2 separate regions of the Homo sapiens genome follow, and region 2 is linked to region 1. A link is a loop called in an ENCODE intact Hi-C map of the cell type or tissue named here. Cell type or tissue: CD4-positive, alpha-beta T cell. All regions are shown on one strand.

Evidence for each region. Peaks named below come from ENCODE experiments on the same cell type or tissue, not always from the same donor. Only the 100,000 strongest peaks of a DNase experiment are listed, where the experiment ranks them.
Region 2: it touches region 1 in a loop (5-fold over the local background); 3 of 110 quality-filtered maps call a loop at or near these places.

Annotation. Positions count from the first base shown.
Region 1 is chr2:45,493,688-45,496,187 of GRCh38, forward strand. The region is part of intron 14 of SRBD1 (S1 RNA binding domain 1); the gene reads right to left. Among named protein-coding and RNA genes, the nearest start is that of SRBD1, 120 kb to the right of the region's middle. In CD4-positive, alpha-beta T cell, CTCF peaks have their summits at 1,174 (motif pointing left) and 1,421; a DNase peak (open chromatin) is centred at 1,184.
Region 2 is chr2:44,043,245-44,045,744 of GRCh38, forward strand. No RefSeq gene overlaps it. Among named protein-coding and RNA genes, the nearest start is that of LRPPRC, 49 kb to the left of the region's middle. RefSeq lists an enhancer at 1,010-1,059. In CD4-positive, alpha-beta T cell, CTCF peaks have their summits at 1,114 and 1,318; a DNase peak (open chromatin) is centred at 1,127; H3K27me3 peaks cover 220 bases.

The DNA of each region.
Region 1 (2,500 bases):
CCTGTAATCCCAGCTACTCAGGAGGCTGAGGCAGAATCGTTTGAATCTGGAAGGTGAAGGTTGTAGTGAGCCAAGATCGCGCCACTGCACTCCATCCTGGGCAACAAGAATGAAACTTCAACTCAAAAAAAAAAAAAAATAAAATAAATTAGGTAATCTAGTGATTAAGAGGACATACGGAAACAAGCAGAATCATGTCCCGTCAAAGACTTTCAAACTGCAGAACTCTTTGGATGGTAAATTGAAAATCAGATCAAAAATCACAAAAATGTACATTCTCTCTGAACTAGCTATTATATTTTTAGCAATACATGCAAATGAAATGTAAAAATTCAAAAAAATTAAACTGCACTATTTATGATAGCACAACTGTGACTGAAACAAAGTGGAAAAAAATGCCTATCATTACAGTGTTCATTTAATTAAGCTTTCATTAAGAATTATTATTGTAAAATATTTTTATCTCATGTAAAATATTTATGATAAATTATTAAGTTAAAACTGGGTAAAGAAAAAGCAGGCTTATGTAATATAATGTTAATAGTATTTAAACATGTATTATTACTTTAATTGTATTCTTGTTTAAGTTTTTCTGCAATAACCATGTAATACTCATATGTAATCAGAAAAGGTTTAAAAATGTAAGAACAATTATTAATTGGTCAGGGAATCATATCAGATAATGGCCAACTTTTTTTTTTTAATTTACCAAGCTTTCTTTTAAAGTTATTGTGAACTTAAATCTTGGTAAATACATCATTTGTTTGTAGAAGATCTCAAGCAATGACATTTTATGACATCATTATGATAACATAAAAGAAAGATAGCTAAGCAGAAAAGTCAAGAATAAGTTCTCAACTTTTACACACAGGCCATTTAAGAAGCAAATGAATGATTAAAAAAATCTTATAAGAAAATACAAATTATACATCCTTAAATTTCACTTGGTCCTTGCCCTCTTGAATTTTACTTGGCCTCCCAAGTTATCCTTCATGATCACTAAGGCATAACCAGCTCACTATCTACAATATAAAATATGTGAAGTGATGCAGCAGTATGCCAGGAAAGTAGCATGTATGAAAAAGTACTAAGGGCAAAATATGGTGAGGCAGAAAAAGAGAAAGAAAATACACAACCTCCTTACTTCAATACCAAAGGAGTTTACCTTTAGATACGTAACACTAGCACCATCTGGTGGAGGACAAGTTAGAAGCAATTCTTCAATTACCAGCGTTTTGTTTTTGTTTTTTTAAGTTTGTTATGTTTCAAAAAAGATGATCATTTTCCACAGAGAACAACTCTAGTAGTGGTACAGTTATCACACAGAGGATCCACACCAAGCCTGGGAGAAAATAAAAAGTCTACCAACCAGAGGATCTAAGTATACTCCAGGATGGACATCCTATCAAATCTTAGCTACAGAGCAGTCTTTCAAAAGAACAGAATTATCTTGGCTACTTCTCTTTTGGTGCCCCATACCACAGTGGATGAAAAGAACACTTTCCAACCACAAAATAAACCTAAAATGGACAGACCCGAATTACCAACTAAAAAGCAGAGCTTTAATTTGGATTTTGGGGTTCCAAACTTCACAGAGATGACAAACTCAATGGTACCTTCAAATGCCATCATGGGGAAAAGCAAATCAACAAACTGAAGGACAAAAAAGATGGAAAGTTTGTTTCCTATTTGTAGATTAAGTACCTCTACTGAGGTAGAAGAAATTTCAACAAAGAATGGCGTAAGCAGAAATTGTTTCCCCTTACCTTCCACAGTAAGCATCTCACTCTCTCTCTCTCTTCCCTCTCTCCCCGCATTCTGCTTTTCTCTTTCAAAATCCCTCTTTTATCTTTTTTCTCTACCTGTATCTGATACCAACATAAAGTTGTTGCCATACCATAAAGTATTTAATGGTACCACTAAGGAAACTAAAGAAAAAAACTGCCACAGGACCAAACACAAGACCTGATGCGTAAGTGGCATTCGACTAGGCAAGAGGCAAGGGCCTGGTTGATACTGGGACAGGAAAAGCAGGCTCATAGAGAGGAAGGAACACTAACTGTGGAAGAAACCGTTGTTTGCAACAGTACTATAAACATTCCAGGTTCACTGCTAACAAGATACAAAACCTAAGGGGGCAGGGAATAAACACTATTCTAATTTTATAATTAAAATGGTCTTTGGTCAACATTTTGAAATGTATTGGCTTAAAAAACATGGTATGTCAACCCACCTGCCATCCCCACAAAGCACCCAAAAGTTGCTTCTCCTGATTCTTGCACTTAACTCCAAAATTATTTATGTCTTTTGTACTCAAATTTGTATTTACTCATATAATACCAGATTATCTGTATTTGTTTATACTTTTCAAGTGCACCTTCATTCAGATACAAATCTGAGAGCTGCACAGAGAATTGTGAAGTTTGCTTAACAAAGGGAAAAGTTTGCATCATTTTGCATCATTTACTCTTCCACTGCTCCTATGTTTTGTTTTGTTTTT
Region 2 (2,500 bases), 1.5 Mb before region 1:
AAAGGGGCTCTAGGAGTAGCAGCAAGGCCTTCCCAGGACACAGGGAACTCAAGGCTGCTCAGGAACTGAGGCCTGATCTCCAGAGATCATCATTAGTTTGGGGAGGGCTCCCTTTGTCCACCCCCTTACCCTACCCCGGTCAGGCTCATTCTGGGGCCCTGGATTTCTGCTCTTCTCCAGGGAAGCAGCAGCATTCAGCCACTCACACCAGAAACAAATATCTGGGACTGTGGCTTTGACTTTCTGGTGCTTTTCCCTGTATCCTCAGATGAGCTCCACGTCCTTTGCCACCCTTGGCTTGGGCACTGGGCTGCATACCTCCTGCAGTTGCCCTTCTTTGAGGAGCAGGGACAGAGCTGATCTCCTGTTCCATGTCCCTCCATTAGCCCTTTCCTAGATCTAAGTCTTCCCCAAAAAGCCCTGGGACAAACAGTCCCAAAGGCAGGGCCCAATTGCTGGATTAAATGCTTAACTCCGAAGGTCCAGGATATATTTTATTTATATATATCTCGATTATTAACTCTATCCCAGGCTCCATCCCCGGCTCAGTGTGGATAACTCTCCCCTCAGCAGCCGAATAAATCAGACCATTCTTCCTCTCCTGTAGAAGTTAGGTCTGCATGGAAAAGATAGCACTTACACTCATTTCTAAGAGGAAGATGTACTTTAAGTTCTGTATGAAAACATTGAGTTCCATGGTATACACTGTTGGCATGAAAACAATGAGACTTTTAATTGCTCCCGAAACTCTAATATATATATTAGAGTTAATAATTAATATATAATATAATAGATATTATTATATGTAATATATATATATATATATATATATATATATATATATATATATAAATACTTGAAAATAGTCACCTGCCTTTAGACAGTTGTAAGCCACAGGGGAAACTCTTTGAATTCCCACCAATAACCATTTGGCTTAGAACGACTTTCAGCTGTTTCTAAAAATCAAATTCACCCTGAAACGAGGGTGGTTTGCTCTCACCTCACGATGGTGGGGAGAAGGTGGGCAGCAGTTAAATATGCCGTGGGGCTGAATGTGACCAACACGACAGTGCAGGGAAAGCTCCTTTGTCCCTGCGCGGCCCAGACTGGGACGCTAGATGGCAGGCTCACCTTCTAGATGGAAGCTTCCGGCTCCTTCTAGAGGGAAGCAGCCAGCCCTGGCAGCCCGGCCTCTGCTGGCAGTAGCCACACACTCCTGAGCAGTTCCCAGGGGCCTCCAGTGGGCTCCCCAGGGAGGGTGTGACCGATCCTCAGTGGAAGGCCCCAGAAGTGTCTGATGTGAGAACAGGGAACGCCTGCCTGTCTCCTGCAGCTGCAGTGGGATCAGGGTTAGGGCCCACTTGATCCCAAACCTCATGGTTTGTGGCTATGGTGACTCCACTGGGCTGCCAGCCACACCCTCCTCCCACCTGCCTGTCCCCGTATGGGGGTGAGAAATGTCTCCAGCTTTCTTGGGCTGGCCCAAGGTTCGAGGTCTTTCAGGATGTCTGAAACTTGAGGTTACGCTTTATGCAACCTATTATCAAATAGAGGGTCTGGTGGGGTGTGGTGGCTCATGCCTGTAATCCCAGCACTCTGGGAGGCCGAGGCGGGCAGATCACCTGAGGTCAGGAGTTCTAGACCAGCCTGGCCAACATGGCGTAACCCTGTCTCTAGTAAAAATACCAAAAAAAAAAAATAGAAAAAAAAATAGCGGGGTGTAGTGGTGCGCACCTGTAGTCCCAGCTACTCGGGAGGCTGAGGCAGGAGAATCACTTGAACCTGGGAGGCGGAGGTTGCAGTGAGCCAAGATCATGCCACTGCACTCCAGCCTGGATGACAGAGCGAGACTGTCTCAAAAAAAAAAAACAAAAAAAACAAAAAAAAAAAAAACAGAGGGTTCTACTCTGGGTGTGGGCACTGCTGAGTGCCAGGAAACACTGCTAAGTGCCAGGAAAGAAATGTACAAGCCTGGGCTGACCACTGGGCTTGGGGTCTGTGTTTTCATTAATGTTCACGCCTCAGAGCATTCTTCACCCTTCTTCTTTTGGCTGCCCCTGCCCTCCTCCCATCCTACCCAGGGTTTACCAATAAGTACAAGTTCTCTAAAGGGCAAGAACCTTCAAGGACTTGCTTCTGGATTCCTGTGCCTGCTGCGTGGTGAGGCTCAGTGAATGTCTGCTAAATGAGTGATTGATTGAATAAATTAATGTTGGGATCCAGAAATCATCTGGCTTAGCCTCCTCCTTTTAGAAAGGGTATCAACTAATTGGAAATGTATTATGTTTTCTAGGATGCCTGCTTTCATCTTTACCCTCCTTCCCCTCTCCCATTTGAGATCCCACTCCCAGGGTCTCCATTTGGGAGTGCCTGAACCTTTCTTACATCTAGCTGAAATCCCACACACTGCAATTTGAGACTGATCTTTTTTGCTCTGACTTCAGTGTAAGTCGATGATGGAATTGGGGAATAATATTGTTATGGGCTGAACTCTGTCCCC